2 separate regions of the Homo sapiens genome follow, and region 2 is linked to region 1. A link is an interaction called in ENCODE POLR2A ChIA-PET data of the cell type or tissue named here. Cell type or tissue: PC-9. All regions are shown on one strand. Links, peaks and the distances in the headings refer to the core of each region. The heading gives the core; the rest is flanking DNA.

Region 1 (8,330 bases), core at 218-8,217:
TTACTGCATACTCCCCATTTTTCATTTTTCCTGACACTCCAGCCACTGGCCTTTTTTTTTTTGAGATGGAGTCTCGCTCTGTCGCCCAGTCTGGAGTGCAGTGACGCGATCTCAGCTCACTGCAACCTCTGCCTCCTGGGTTCAAGCAATTCTTCTGCCTCAGCCTCCTGAGTAGCTGGGATTATAGGTGCATGCCACCATGCCAGGCTAATTTTTGTATTTTTAGCAGAGACAGGGTTTCATCATGTTGGCCAGGATGGTCTCGATGTCCTGACCTCGTGATCCATCTGCCTCGGCCTCCCAAAGTGCTGAGATTACAGGCATGAGCCACCACGCCCGGCCTGCCACTGGCCTTTGTCCATTTCATGAAGAGGCCACATTCCTGCACATGCCAACATCCCACAGTGCTTTCCGCTACTGGGTCTGCTCTTCCTCCTTTTTGCACATAGCTGCTTCTACTTATCTTTTAGATCTCAGCTGAAAAAGCTCAGGTTATCAGAGTCCTTCCCCAATCATACTAGCCAAGTAGTTCTCCTGCCCTTCCCCACCTCTGTCCAGGTACTCTCTTTTGGCAGTCTTTGTTTTCTTCATAACCCTTACCACAATTCATATTTATCATTGTGTTCATTTAGTTGCTTATTGCCTAGCTCCACTAAGTGCTCAATAAATATCTCTCTTTTTTTTTTTCTTTTTGGCTGGGTGTGGTGGCTCACACCTGTAATCCCAGCACTTTGGGAGGCTGAGGCAGGGGGATCACTTGAGGCCAGGAGAAGTCAGGAGTTTGAGACCAGCCTGGGTGACATAGCAAGACCTCATCTCTACTAAAGATATAGATATAGATATATATAGATATATATCTATATCTGTATATATATACACATACACACACACACACACACACACATATATATATATTTTTTTAGAGACAGGGTCTCACTCTATCACCCAGGCTGGAGTGCAGTGTTATAATCACAGCTTGCTGTAGCCTCGACCTCCTAGGCTCAAGTGATCCTCCTACCTCTGCCTCCTGAGTAGCTGGGACCCCAGGTGTGCACTACCATGCCTGGCTAATTTTTTTTTTTTTTTACACAGAGCCTTGCTCTGTCACCCAGGCTGGAGTGCAGTGGCACGGCCTTGGCTTACTGCAACCTCCACCTCCCAGGCTCAAGCAATTCTTCTGCCTCAGCCTCCCAAGTAGCTGGCACCTGCCACTGCCACTGCACCTGGCTAATTTTTGTATTTTTATTAGAGACAGGGTTTCACCATGTTGGCCAGGCTGGTCTCAAACTCCTGACCTCAGGTGATCTGCCTGCCTCGGCCTCCCAAAGTGCTGGGATTACAGATGTGAGCCACTGCGCCCGGCCTTTTTTTTTTGTAGAGATGGAGTCTGTAAATATTTATTGAATGACAGAGCAAACAACAAAAATTAAAGACTCTGCTTCTGTGTCTTCTTTGGAAGATTTTCCTCAAAGATGCTACACTGTGAACCACTAATTCTGAGCACCCCATGGGACCAGGAATAAAGAGAGATGCTGGCACAAGAAATGGTAACTGGCCTACCTCCCTTCTCTAGCCCTAAGAGTACCCACCCAGTGCTGAAGGGGCTTGTGATGCCTTCTCTCCCTTCTCTCTGCAGTGGGATAAAGTGCCTGGCTGTATATCAAGTTAGTAGGCTGGCCTATCTCCCTCTGTTGCCCAGGCTGCAGTGTAGTAGCATGATCTCTGCTCGCTGCAGTCTTGACCTCTCAGGTTCAAGTGATCCTCCTGCCTCAGCATCCCCAAGTAGCTGGGACTACAGGCATGCACCACCATGCCAGGTTAGGTTTTTTTTTTAAATTTTTTGTAGACATGAGGTTTCACCATGTTGCCCAGGCTGGTCTCAAACTCCTGGGCTCAAGCGATTCGCCTGCCATGGCCTCCCAAACTGCTAGGATTATAGGCGTGAGCTACTGAGCCCAGACTCCCTGTCTGCTCTGTTGACCCTGACCGTGGCCTTCCCTCCCACACATCCACAGGTGCAAGTGCCTGGATCCTCAAGCCCTTCTGAAATGGCTTTCAGGCTGGGTGCAGTGGCTTGTGCCTGTAATCATAGCTACTTCAGGAGGCTGAGGTGGGAGGATCACTTGAGCCCAGGAGTTTGAGGCTGTAGTGAGCCGTGATCATGCCACTGCACTCCAGCCTGGGCAAGAGAGAGAGAGAGAGAGAGAGAGAGAGAAAGAGACCTTGTCTCTAATAATAAATAAATGAATAAATAAATAAATAAATACATAAAATGGCTTTTAGGAAAGGATCCCATACATTTTGGCACACTGGTGAATAAGAACAGGCTGTATATGCCGGGTGCGGTGGCTCACGCCTGTACTCCCAGCACTTTGCGAGGCTGAGGCAGGTGGATCACTTGAGGTCAGGGGTTTGAGAGCAGCCTGGCCAACATGGTGAAACCCCATCTCTACTAAAAACACAAAAATTAGCCAGGTGTGGTGGACACCTGTGGTCCTAGCTACTCAGTAGGCTGAGGTGGGAGAATCCCTTGAACCCAGGAGGCAGAGTTTGCAATGAGTCGAGATCGCACCACTGTACTCCAGCCTGGGTGATAGGTCAAGACTCTGTCTCAAAAAAAAAAAAAAAAAAAGAAAAGAAAAGAAAAACAATGGACTCAATATGTTTCATAACAAACTAAAATAATAAGCTAGGATACTTGAGGTGACAAAGGAGTTTTGTGACACTTCCTACAGGACTGACTATGTAACTTACAGGGCCTGGAACAAAATGAAAATATAGATCCCGTGTTGGAAAATTATTAAAAATTTCAAGACAGTGTCAGCAGAGCATTCAGCCACGTGCAAGGGCACCTCTAAACTGAGATTGCACACCCATGACACTGGCCCTGCTTGCTGCCTTTGGAGGCAGGCCAGGAGACTCATTTAGATTTTCTGGGCTGGCCCTGCTCTCTCTGTGGACACTGCAACTTCCCAGAGATCCTTTTCCTGCCAGTTCAAGAATGATACTTGTTCCACACACAACTCTCTGCAGCCAGGATAGACCAGGCATACAAGAGGCTGCTGCCACTTCTTTTTTTTTTTTTTTTATTTGAGATGGAGTCTCGGTCACCCGGACTGGAGTACAGTGGCATGATCTGGGCTCACTGCAGCCTCCATCTCCTGGGTTCAAGCTATTCTCCTGCCTCAGCCTCCTGAGTAGCTGGGATTACAAGTACCTGCCACTATGCCCGGCTAATTTTTGTACTTTTAGTAGACATGGGGATTCACCATGTTGGCCAGGCTGGTCTTGAACTCCTGACCTCAGGTGATTCACCCGCCTCGGCCTCCCAACGTGCTGGGATTACAGGCATGAGCCACCGTGCCTGGCCTGCTACCACTTCTTGACCAAAAATTTCCCTCAGACTCAATGGTTTATAGCTGTCAGCTGACTCAGAGCAGAGCCGTTTATTTTCTTTTATCTAGAAGCTTAGGGAAGCAGGAAAGTTGTTTTTGTAAGACTCCCTAGAAGGTAAACATGATGACATTTTTTTCATTCTGTTTACAGGACATATTGGCATGAAGGGAATTTCTGTTGCCACCACATGCTGCTGTTTACCTGTCCTTCACACACCTCCAGCCAGCCAGTGGGACAGCTGCTGCAGTAGCCCAGTCTTCCAGAACTTGACCTTTTTTTAGGGGAGGGGAGCGGCGTGGAGAGGGAGAGTGTGGGCAGGCCCAGGCGGGTGACTCTGAATAAGAGTGGGAGGGGACAGTAGCTTGTTTCCTGAAAGCCACCAAAGGAAACTCTGAACTTCATTCACCAAATTTTTCAATCAATATATATTTATTTAAAAAAATTGTGACTAGAGGCTGGGTGCAGTGACTCACACCTGTAATCCCAGCACTTTGGGAGGCCGAGGCAGGTGGATCACGAGGTCAGGAGATCAAGACCATCCTGGCCAACATGGGGAAACCGCATTTCTACTAAAAAGACAAAAATTAGCTGGGTGTGGTGGCGTGCACCTGTAGTCCCAGCTACTCAAGAGGCTGAGGCAGGAGAAACGCTTGAACCCAGGAGACGGAGGTTGCAGTGAGCTGAAATCATGCCACTGCACTCCAGCCTGGGGCACAGAGTGAGACTCCGTCTCAAAAAAAAAATTGTGTATTTTTTAATCGATTTTATTTTTGAATAGGTACTGTATTGTTGTGGTTTAAAACTCAAAAGTTACAAAAAGGCTTATTGTGGAAAATCTATTTATTTATTTGAATTGACACATAATAATTGTACATATTTGTGGGGTACATAGTGATGTTTCGATATATACAGTGTAGGCCAGGAGCAGTGGCTCACGCCTGTAATCCCAGCATTTTGGGAAGCTGAGGCGGGAGGATCACTTGAGTCCAGGAGTTCGAGACCAGCCTGGGCAACATGGCGAAACCCTGTCTCTACAAAAAAATACAAAAAAATTAGCCAAGCATGGTGGTGTACACCTGTAGTCCCAGATACTTGGGAGGCTGAGGTGAGAAGATCACTTGAGCCCAGGAGGTCAAGGCTGCAGTGAGCTGTGACTGTGCCTATAGAAGAAAAAAAAAATAGCGTGTAATCTCAGCACTCTGGGAGGCCAAAGCAGGGGGATCACTTGAGGCCAAGAGTTCAAGACCAGCCTGGCCAACAAAGCGAAACCTTCTCTCTACTAAAAATACAAAAATTAGCCGGGCATGGTGGCACTCACCTGTAGTCCCAGTTACTCGGGAGGCTAAGGCACAAAAATGGCTTGAACCTGGGAAGCGGAGGCTGCAGTGAGCTGAGATGGCGCCACGGCACTCCAGCCTGGGTGACAGAGTGAGACTCTGTCTCAAGAAATAATAATAATAATAAAATAATAAAAAAATTCATTGTATAGTGATCAGGTAATTAGTATATCTAACATCTTAAACACTTATCATTTCTTCATCTTGGGAACATTCAATATCCTCTCTTCTAGCTATTTGAAACTATATACGATTGTTAACTCTAGTCATCCTACAGTGGTATAAAACACTAGAACTTGTTCCTTCTGTCTATCTAACTGTACTTTTGTATCATTTAACAAATCCCTCCCTATACCCCCATTCCTCCTACTCTTATGATGAAAAATCTTTCCTACTTCCAAGTTATCCAGTTACCCTACCCTGTAGGCAGTCATCATAACTCATTTTTTTTTCCCATTTTTGTGGAGATTGGTCCTCACTATGTTGCCCAGGCTGGTCTTGAACTCCTGGGCTCAAGCAATCCTCTTGCTTCAGCTTCCCAAGGTGCTGGGATTATAGGCATGAGATGCTGCATGGTCATAACTAGGTTTTTTTGTTTGTTTGTTTGTTTCTTGTTTTTTGAGACGGAGTCTCGCTTTGTCGCCCAGGTTGGAGTGCAGCAGCTCGATCTCGGCTCACTGCAACCTCCGCCTCCTGGGTTCAAGGGATTCTCCTGCCTCAGCCTCCCGAGTAGCTGGGACTACAGGCACCCGCCACCATGCCCAGCTAGTTTTTGTATTTTTAGTAGAGACGGGGTTTCACCATATTGGCCAGGCTGGTCTCAAACTCCTGACTTTGTGATCCGCCTGCCTCGGCCTCCCAAAGTGCTGGTATTACAGGTGTGAGCCACCATGCCCGGCCGTCATAACTAATTTTTTGTATCCCTTTTTTTGTTTGCACAAACAAGCAAATATGTATACATCTTCCCCCTTCTTTCACCAGCGATAGCCTACCTTAACACTTGTTGTTTTCACTTAACAATATATCCAGGAAATCTTTCTCTATATTAGTTCACAAAGAGCTTCCGTGTTATTTTATATAGGTGTGCTTACTATCCTCATTGCATAACTGTATTGTAATTTATTTAACCAAGTGGACATTTAGGTTCTTCCAGTCTTTCATTATTATAAACAATGGTGTAATATATAACTTTGATGATTGAGGTTCAGAGCTTCTCTCGGTTCCTTTAAGAAAAGTGTAAGTCAGATTCACCCTCACATTCTCATTCACAGTCACTCTGAATCAAAGGGCGTGTGCATGTGTGCGTTTGAGAGATTCTACCATTCAGCCCTCTATGGATTTCAAAAAGTATCCATGGAGTGCCCGTTGGTGTTGACACTGTTGGAAAACACTGGAGAGAACAGCAGTGATACAAGGGACCCTGCTCTTATGGGGATGCAGTCTGGTTGGCGGCCTGGGAAGGAGACCAACAATCAAGAACCCAAATGAATGAACGAGAGAATTTCAGATAGTGATAAATGTGAAAAAAAAATCGTGAGACCAGGTGCCTGTAATTCCAACACTTTGGGAGGCTGAGGCGGGAGGATTGCTTGAGCCCAGGAGTTCAAGACCAGCCTGGACAACATAGGGAAACCCCCATATCTACCAAAAAGGAAATTAATTGGGTGTGGTGGTGTATGCCTGTGGTCCCAGCTACTTGGGAGGCTAAGGTGGGAGGATCACTGGAGCCCAGGAGTTCAAGATGACAGTGAGCTATGATCGTGCCACTATACTCTAGCTTGGGTAACAGAATGAGACTCTGTCTCCAAAAATAAAGATAAAAAATAAAAAATAAATCACCTCCCAAGTCACCTAGGTGATTGATGTATGCAGCTTGTGGAGAGCCCTGCTTAGATGGGATCCAGGACAGCTTCTGGATAACTGAGCTATGCTTGGGGAAATGGTTCCAGAGAGGTGAAAATAAACCCAGCCCTTTGGATTTATGTAACTTGTAAAGCTCTTTTAGACATTCTCCATTTGGCCAGGTGTGGAGGCTCACGCCTGTCATCCAAGCTACTCGGGAGGCTGAGGCAGGAGAATCACTTGAAGCCGGGAGGCGGAGGTTGCAGTGAGCCGAGACCGCACCACTGCACTCCAGCCTGGCAACAGAGCAAGACGGTCTCAAAAAAAAAAAAAAAAAAAAAAAAAAAAAAAAAAAAAAAAAAGGCTGGGCACAGTGGCTCACGCCTGTAATCCCAGCACTTTGGGAGACTGAGACGGGCAGATCACCTGAGGTCAGGAGTTGAAGACCAGCCTGACCAATATGGTGAAACCCTGTCTCTAATAAAAATACAAAAATTAGCCAGGCATGGTGGTGTGCGCCTGTAGTCCCAGCTACTTGGGAGGCTAAGGCAGGAGAATTGCTTGAACCCAGGAGGCAGAGATTGCAGTGAGCCAAGTTTGCGCCACTGCACTCCAGCCTGGGTGACAGAGTTAGACTCTGTCTCAAAAAATTTAAAAATAAATAAATAAAAACAAAAACCTTGAATGATCAGTCCAGAATCAGAACTGATGAGACAGATGCTGGCTGCTGTGCCCAGTGAATGCATCTCTTCCACTCCTGCCTCTATACATGTTTTTCTGTCGTCCTTTCCATTTGCATGACAGGCAGTTCCTTATTGTTTCTGCCTTTTAAAATCCTTCCTATTCTTCAAGTCCCAGTTCAAATCCTCCTTGTCCATGAAATTTCCCCTCCTTACGCCTGGCCTAAATACGTAGGATCCCGGAAGTCATCGTCTTTTTTCCTTACAAGGTAGGCTTGTTTGGGGGCAGAAGCCTTGACACACATACCCACTTCTGTTTCTCCCCCAGAGCCTGCACAATTGAGCCTTTTCCATAACAGGCGCACAACACACATGTGCTGGCTGCAGAGTAAAAGTGTTGGCCCTGACTTGTAAGGTGACACTGTCGGTAAATGTGAGCTGGTGATGCTTAGGGGAGGGCGATTAGCACATTGTTGTTGCTTGGAGTTGTTCAAGCAGCTCTATTTCCCATCCAAGTCAGCACTCTCTTGTTTTCTATTTTGGGTCCTATTTCGCCAGAATGCTTAAACAAAGGGGAAATCATCAAAAACCACAGTAGAGACTGATGGGGTGGAGGAAAAGGCAGAAATAAGCAGGTGTTTTACCATTTGTAAAGTGGGGATAATATGTGTGCCCACCTCATGAGGAGGTTATAAGGAATGAGGGATCATGCATATAAATTGCTTAACCCCGTACTTGGAACTATTATAATAATTATAAATATCAACAACTGCCTATTTATATCACTCTCATTCTCCTATTGCCTAATGTTCTCTCAAGTATTCTGAACCCTATTTTCCCCTAATCAAACAGCCAAGACCAATTGGATAGAACTTTTTTTGATGATTGAAATACTCTGCTGGACGGCTGGGTGAGGTGGCTCATGCCTGTAATCCCAGCACTTTGGGAGGCCGAGGCGGGCGGATCATGAGATCAGGAGATCGAGACCATCCTGGCTAACACGGTGAAACCCGTCTCTACTAAAAAAAAATACAAAAAATTAGCCGGGTGTGGTGGCAGGTGCCTGTAGTCCCAG
Region 2 (8,330 bases), core at 79-8,078, 92 kb after region 1:
TGTAATCCCAGCACTTTGGGAGGCTGAGGCAGGTGGATCACCTGAGGTCAGGAGCTTGAGACCAACCTGGCCAACATCGTGAAACCCCATCTCTACTAAAAATACAAAAATTAACCGGGTGTGGTGGTGTGTGCCTGTAATCGTAGCTACTTGGGAGGTGGAGACAGGAGAATTTCTTGAACCGGGTGGGGGAAGTTGCAGTGGGCTGAGATTGTGCCACTGCACTCCAGCCTGGGCAACAGAGTGAGACTCTGTGTCAAAAAAAAAAAAAAAAAAAAGGTTCCATTCAAGATGTCAAGCCCCACGGGACTGAGGGTAACATGAGGGTAACAGACAGGTGATGTTAAATTCCATTTGGGCTCATGTTCACCCCCAGGCCCCTTATTTTCTTTCAAACACATGGAATGGGCATTTAGAACTAGGAAGATCATGAATCTGGTGGCTGTGTAGATGCCATACCAGGTATGGACCACAGGCTTGGAGCGCAGCAGCATACAGGGGTCAGAGGTCAAGGCCAGTGGTCTATCAGAACCCAGTTCCTGCAGGAGCCAGTGCCGGTACTAGGTAGACTCAGATGACTGAATGGTCCTCGGGATCTGAAGGCCAGTGGGGGAGATGAGGCCTGGCCTCCCGGAAGTGCTCAGTAAACATTTGTTAATCATTTCCTGCCTAGGGAAGCTCTGTGGTATGCTCAGGAGAATCTTGCTTCTCATGGGGGAATGGGTGGTTGTCATTTGGGTGGCCTGACTGCCAGCCTGCTTGCTGGCTCTCTGGGAGTTGGGGTGGTGGCATCAACCTGCAGAGGCGGGGCAGTGGGGCAGCTCACGGCTGTGTGGGTAAGTAAGCAGTGAGCACAGTGAGGGAGCTGTTGCCAGGAGCCTCTTGGCTTAGTGAGCCAAGCAGAACCATGTGATGCACCCTGTGGGCGGCCACCTGGGGACTCAGGACATGCACCCAGATCCCTCCTCCCCTACCCACTTCAAAGAAAGTGCTGCCCTCCCAGTGGTGATGAAGACCTTCCGCTGGCCCCAGCCTCTGGGATCTGGCCTTTACTTGGGTATTCATGTGGCCCTGGGGGTTGGCTTTGCTGAAGTTGGGCAGAGCAGGTGGGTTCTGGAATGTGCAGGGGCAACCAGAGTGTCCATCTGTTTGGGTGAAGCCAGCTGTTTAGGTCTGAAGGATCTGTTTGATTTTTAGAAACATGATGTGTTCCAGAGTTAGTAGGTGGTGGTGATGGAGGGTATTGGCGTGAAGAGTGTGGATGCTCTTCGTTCCTTTGCTGTTTTGGGACTATCTCTCTATGGGGTAGTGGCCCCTTTCCTTGTTAGGATCATTTAGAACCCCCTGGGATCATGAGAATGAATGTGGGTCTATCCTTCCTTCTGTGTGAGGAAAAGGGGAGGTATTGTGGTTAAGCAAGTTTGGAGAACTCTGGCCTGAACAAAATCAAACAGATGTCTTTCTTGCAGGACTTAGAAGAAACTTAAATCTGTTGGTAACTCTTTAAGAGGGAAGGGGATATAAAACCCTTGTTTTCCCTAGATTTTTGTTTTACTCTATAGCTGTCTCTTTTTAGAAGCATCTCATGAGACTAATGTTTTTAGGAACCTGCTGTAGGAAATTCATTTATTCAAAAAATATTTGTTGAGCATCTGTTATGTGCTAGTGACTGCTCCAGGTGCTTGGGATACAGCAGTGACCACCTCCAACCAAGATCCCGCTTTCAAGAACTTCCATTCTAGCAGAAGTGATGAACTCATTTTTATGGAGCACCTACTGTGTATTAGGCATGTGAGTTATCACACATTATCTGCTTTACCCCTCACAACAGCCTGGTGAGGTAGATGGACTATTTTATTTTATTTTATTTTATGACAGTGTTTCACTCTTGTTACCCAGGCTGGAGTACAGTGGCGCAATCTCGGCTCACTGCAACCTCCAGCCTCCACCAGGTTCAAGCGATTCTCCTGCCTCAGCCTCTCGAGTAGCTGGGATTACAGGCATGCGCCACCATGCCCGGCTAATTTTTTTGTAGTTTTTAGTACAAATGGGGTTTCACCATGTTGGCTAGGCTGGTCTCGAGCTCCTGACCTCAGGTGATCTGCCTGCCTTGGCCTCCCAAAGTGGTGGGATTACAGGTGTGAGCCACTGTCCCAGGCCAGATGGACCATTTTAAAGATTAGGTAACTGAGCTCTAGGGGTCAAGAGACTTGGCCACTTTGGCAGCTGCATTGTCGTTTTTGGATTATGTCATCAAATTGCAAGGGGAGGTGGTGAAATAAGGAATTTCTGCAACAGAAATTGGAGTCTGCGGTGGGGATGCTGCAGGCCTTAGCTGCTGTATCACTGTGTCCGTTTATGAAGGCCCGATGGAGAAGAGGCTCTGAATCAGGCCGGGAAAGAGGTATTTCTCTGGAACAACTGGTTTGTTTCTGTGTTATGGGCACCGAGAAGCGTGTGGCTCATCATGTTTTCCTTTGGCTTTGGTTACTAAGCACCTGAGAGCTAGATTTGTGGCCCATCTTGACACTTCTGCAGGATGGGACCATATGGCATGCATTTCTATGTGCTGATCTTACCCCAACCTCCCGCCCTCCATCCCGCTTTATTATTTTCTCTATACTCATTTTTGCCTTGCCTGGTTCTCTTGTTTGTTTTATTCTTTTGTGTTATTTGTATTATTCTAAACCACCACATATACTTGGTGGGATGGAGCTGGGTATAGTTAAATTTTAAAAATAATGGTGAGGGCCAGGTGTGGTGGTTTATGCCTGTAATCCCAGCACTTTGGGAGGCTGAGGCAGGTGGATCACTTGAGGTCAGGAGTTCAAGACCAGTGTGGCCAGCATGGTGAAATTAGCCGAGTATGGTAGCGTGCACCTGTAATCCCAGCTACTCGGGAGGCTGAGGCAGGAGAATCCCTTGAACCTGGTGGAGGTCGGAGGTTGCAGTGAGCCAAGATCATGCCACTGCACTCCAGCCTGGGCAACAGAGTGAGACTCTGTCTCAAAAAAAAAAAAAAAAAAAAAAGAAATAATACTAATGATGAGATGACTTGCATAAGATCCCCCAGCTACTCTGTGGGGAAGTCGGGCTCCAAGCCAGCTCTCCTGGCCCCACCCTCTTTCCAACATACTCAGTGCCTTTCTGGATTAGGATCCACTGCAAGGTTCCTTTGCAGTGGGAGCCAGGTCTGTTTGGCTTTTGCAGCCATTGTGTTATGGGTTCCAGTGGAAGCTGGGCTGGCTGGATTGGAGGTGTTGAGGGGCTTGGATTGACCTAAGTGTCACCTGTGGCTCAAGCAAGGCTCTGGACTGTGGATTCCTTCTTGGTGAGGGCTGTTCAGCCTCACCCAGGAGAGAACCCATACCTCTGCTTCTTGCTTGTGAGGCATCAGGTTTCAAGCAGGGGTCAGACCAGATGAGCACTGTTATGTTCTTCACAGCTGCTTCCCACTCGTTATCCTCATAGTAGCCCAGGGTAGAAAAGGAGAGGATGAGTGGGTGGTATTGATGAAGAAACGGAGACCTACAGAGGTGAAATGACTTCACCCACCAGGTGATGGCTGAGTCTGCAACCCAACAAAAAACTCTGGCTTGCTGGCATTTCTCAGGCCAGACAGTTCCAATGTGAACCCACGGTACCTTCTGCGGGAGAAAAGGTGGCATGGGAAGCAGGAAGAGCCTAGGATTTGGGAGTTGGATGCCATGGACTTGAGTCCTGGCCACTACTATGTGCATATGGGGAAGTCACTTTTCTGAGCCTCAGCCGCCTCATCTTTAAAATGTGGGCCCTAATTTCTGCCCTGCCAGCCTCACAGGATGGTCATGAGAAACTGAATGAGAAGATGAACATGGAAGCCTTTTGTCTGGCATTAACCACATGTGCCTGTGTGCTGGGTTCTGTCTGCATTGTGCTAATGATGGTGGTGATGGTATTAATAGTAATAATAGTGAACATTTAAGGAACACTGCCTCCTATAATAGTCACCATGGTAAACTTTACATACATTATCTTAATGAATGCAGAAAACAAGCAGATGAGCAGGGACCGTCTATTATTTTCCCATTTATTTTTGTTTATTTTTAATTTTTTTTTTGTAGAGACAGGGTCTCATGTTGTGGCCCAGGTCTTGAGCTCCTGGGCTCAAGCAATCCTCCCACCTCGGTTCCCCAAAGTGCCAGGATCACAGGTGTGAGTTACCTCACCTGGCTGTATTTTCCCATTTTTACAAGTGGAAACAGGGGGTTCAAAAAAGTTTATGTAATTTGCTTAAGGTTGTAGAGATGTTACATAGTGGAGTCCAGATTTGATCCCAAGTAGGTGACCCTACTGTGGTATCACTGCTATCAGATTGGAAACAGCAGAAGTCTAGGACCTTTTTGGTTTGGTTGATGACATCTGTGCACATCATTCTGGTAGGTAGGGGCCATCTGGGGGCAGGAAGTTGGGTGTGGGTAGGGGTTGGCCCTGGAGAGGCAATAGAAGCTGGGGCTTGGCTGGATAACAAGCCTGGCACACTGAGTTTGTCTCTGAGGTTTAGTTTCTCACCTGTAAGATGATGATATAATAATGTGCCTCATGGGATTAAAGAAAATAAGAGATGCCTAGATACTTATACATTGCTATAAAAATGTCTGTGTTATAAGAGTGACATGGCATTCCACAAAATGCAGTGTAGATGTAAATTAGTTGGAATGGTGACCTCACCCCTGCTAGGTAGCACTGGCTTATGTCCCACCTGAGAGTAGTAGCATCTGAGGGCTAGCCACACTGAACAAGCCACACACCTGACCTCAGCATCCTCTTCTGTGAGGGGAATGCTCTCTGCTCTTCTACCTGCATGCACCGTGTTTGTGGAAGTGCTCTGTGTAGGACAGGGAAAGCACCTTGCAGAGAGCAAGGGCCCACTGGCTGCAGAGAGCCTGGTGGGTGATGGACCAGAGATAAGGGTGAGGGACAGTTTAGAGTGTCACAGTTTCTCATAGAGCTTTGGGCAGTGACACCAGTATTAGTCTCAGGACCATCATTGACTCCTGGTTAGTTTTTCTGTTTTCAAAACACTTTATCAGCTGTAAAGCACTTAAAAATGTAAATTAGTTCCTGCAAAAACAAAATGCACAAAAAATGATGGCTCTGCCAGGCTGGGTTGGGAGATGAATGTGTATGCATGTGTGAATGGATTCATTTCTGATGATAAAAATACTTTATGCTTATTTATGTGAAACTTGGAAAATAGAGGAAAAGTATAAAATTGAAACTAAAAGTCATCCATAATCCTTCTAAGTAGCTTTATCATTTAATGTTTTAGTATATTTCCTTCCTGTTTTTTTTTTTTTCCTTAATTCTGGGTGTATGCAAAGGATTTTGTAACCCTTTACATTCTGGAAACTGTTCAACATGACTTCTTTTTTTTTTCTTTCAACCAATTTGTGGAGAGTCCATTTTGCAAAGCCTTAGCACAGTGCCAAGCACAAGCTACACACCCGGGATGCTGCTGAATGCAGATGAGAGCATGCCAGCTCTGCTGAAGTTGGGGGCTGGGGGCAGTGGATGGCTGTGAGTGGTGTGAAGCCCCGGGCCACAGTGAAGACCCTGGAATGGCTGAGAGACTGGGATTCCAGGAGACCGAGGTTTGAGGGGAGGCTTTTCATTGTTTGATTAGCTCTTTTTTTCTTACCACATGTAAGTCATCATAATACTTAAAAAATTGCTGTAAAAAGCAGCTAATTAAAAATATAAATACAGTCTTTTTGGAGACTAGAAACAGTCACAAGAGAAGCAGTTTCAGTGAGAACCAGATCCTTTGTCAGTGTCAGCGAGGGGGAGGGGCGTCGGGGCCCAGCCAGCAAATCCTTCCCTCCGAACTGGGGGTGCGGAATGTGGCACTCCCTTTAGTTAGACTTGATGAGCTTTGGATTTGAGTAAGTGACAGCCCCTTTTATTTCCTGCTTTGTTCTCTCCCAGGTACCAGTTGACCACAGTTTTCATTCATGCAAATGGAAGCTGACAGCTGCCCAGGGAGGGTTAGATACCTGGGAGGATAGAGCAGAGGCCCTCCTTCTCCCCGACCCCTCGCCTCTGCAGGCTGGTGGGGAGGGGGGCAGGGGAGTCGAGTTACCCTCTCTCCACGCTTTCTTCTTGTGTATGTGTGCGTGTACGTGCGTGTGTGTGTTGTGTGTGTGTGTCTTGGGGGATGGAGAACCCCTCTCAGGAGGGCCTGTGGAAAGGCTGGGGTAAGTGGAGTGAGCCCGTGGGTCCTGCCCTTCCAGGCTGCCAAGAGTTTAAGTTGCTGCCTCCCGGTCTCTGTGCCCTTTTCCTGCCTGTGGAAGGCCCTCTCTCTGTTTAGGAACGTGGATGTGGCAGGGGCTGGGCGGGCACTTGGCCTTTATAACAACAGAAGAGGATTTTCAGTGACGAGGAAGCATCCCGCCCTTCTGGTTCCCTGTCTTCCACCTGGCCCCACTGCGACAGCCTCTCCAGGCCTCTGACTTCACTAGAATCTGCCCCTCCACCCCACCTTCCCCCGAACCCCACCTCCTTTCTCTGAGCCTGAGAGGAGTTAATTGTGTTAGAGTGCACTGAGAAACCTCCAGGAAGGGGCCCTAGTCCCTGTGTTGCCTGTTCAGCAATCACATTTGCTCACGTCTAGAAAGTACAATATAATGACTCAGGTTAAGGGGTGAAAAAATGTGGTGGACATTTTGCCAGGGTACTGTGTTAACTGTTCCAAGGTATCACCCTGTGTGAGACTCAGGAACATTCAGTGTTTTGGTTTCCCCCCTATTGTACTGAATGCCGGCAGCTTTCCCCTTCTAATTATTTATCTTAATAATTTGAGGAAAGTTGATTTGCTTTTTAAAAACTGGCATCCAAGCGTACCCTATCGCACTGCACACAGCTGAGAGATTAAGGCAGTTCTTTAGAATTCCTAGTCCGTGTTGTGTACACAGCGATAGGCTGGGGTAGTGGTTCTGGGTGCAACTGGGGACAGGCGAGGAACCATAAATTTGGCAGGAAAGATTTGTGTTGGTACCCTGTTATATTTGCTTTGCATCACATATTGTTTAAAAAGAGCGATATTTTCGTTAAAGGAAAAGGAACTGTGTATTTGAGATAAGAAGTAGAATAAAATGAAATGAATAGTTGGGTTTCGTCCTGTGGCCTTCAAAATGGCGTTATTTCTGAGATCCCTGTTTCTATGCTGTTCCAGTATTTATACGGAACTTATAAAATACAAAGTATAGGCATGTCCCGAGATCCTGGCGAGGCTGTAATTTATAGTGTTGTTCTTTTTCTTTTGTTTTACAGAGCTGAGTTTGGTGAAACTTCAGGAGGTTTTAGCTAGTGGCGATCCAAAGACATTAAATATTGCTTTGTGGGTACGTCTCCACCTTGCGTCTTACTTGGTGACTGTTCAGTGGTAGGCAAATGTCAGAACCCAGTATGCAAATGTGGAAGTGGACAGATTTGAGTCAGTTATCTCAGCTGGTGTTATGAAATACGGAAATTTTTGGCGTTGGTGGTGGAGGGCGTTGGCATAGGAGGCGTGAATGCTCTTTGTTTCTTGCTGTTATGGGAGTATCTCTTGATTGCCCCATCATCTTGTTTGGTGTGGCCCCGTTTCCTTCTAGAAGTTGAGTTCCCTGGGCTTGTGAGAACCCTTGTACATCTGCCTCCATTAAACTCACATTTGGAGATCTCGTAAATGAACGCAGTGCAGTCCGGGGGCAGAGTGAAGGCTCAGACTGCAGCCGGACATGGCTCAGTTACCCTAGGTGGGTTAGCAGCTGAGCAGGTACTGGTCTCAAAACCCTCTGAAGCGAAGCTGCCTGTCGATTCCACAGTTGCCAGCTTCCAGCATGGAGCTTCTGGAAGTATCACGGACTGAGTTGGGTCCCAATGCTGGATGTCCCTACTCTTCCTCCTGCCCCTCCCACGTTTGGATGGGCAAATGCACTAAGAACAGCCCGTGGGCAAGTGAATGAAACCAAAAAGCAGCAAGGGATTTGGACAGTCCACCTCAGAGTATCTGACTTTATTTTGAGGGGCATGTGTCAGAGTTGGGTGAAGAAAGAGATTCTCAGATGGAGATAGAGAAAGATCCCCAAAAGGGCAGGCTGGCTACCAGTGATTTATTTTTATTTTTCTTACTTTTTTAAGAGAATGCAGGGCATTTTACTCTTCTGTGGTAGGAGAGTAGACTGGCCACAGCCCAGCCCAGAACCCTTAACAAAAGGTTAAGCTGCTGGGCATGGTGGCTCACGCCTGTAATCTCAGCACTTTGGGAGGCAGAGATGGGTGGATCACCTGAGGTCAGGAGTTTGAGA

What was found. ChIA-PET counts read pairs that join two places held together with the same protein. Peaks named below come from ENCODE experiments on the same cell type or tissue, not always from the same donor. Only the 100,000 strongest peaks of a DNase experiment are listed, where the experiment ranks them.
Region 2: POLR2A ChIA-PET joins it to region 1 with 10 read pairs; 9 of 35 experiments call an interaction of 5 or more read pairs at or near these places.

What each region holds. Positions count from the first base shown.
Region 1 is chr11:47,920,922-47,929,251 of GRCh38, forward strand. No RefSeq gene overlaps it. Among named protein-coding and RNA genes, the nearest start is that of PTPRJ, 55 kb to the right of the region's middle. In PC-9, for the core only: no CTCF peak of the experiment used is centred there; a DNase peak (open chromatin) is centred at 3,530; H3K27ac peaks cover 1,988 bases.
Region 2 is chr11:48,012,846-48,021,175 of GRCh38, forward strand. All of the region lies in intron 1 of PTPRJ (protein tyrosine phosphatase receptor type J), which reads left to right. Among named protein-coding and RNA genes, the nearest start is that of PTPRJ, 36 kb to the left of the region's middle. RefSeq lists enhancers at 977-1,186, 7,661-7,720 and a silencer at 6,531-6,580. In PC-9, for the core only: no CTCF peak of the experiment used is centred there; a DNase peak (open chromatin) is centred at 755; H3K27ac peaks cover 1,211 bases.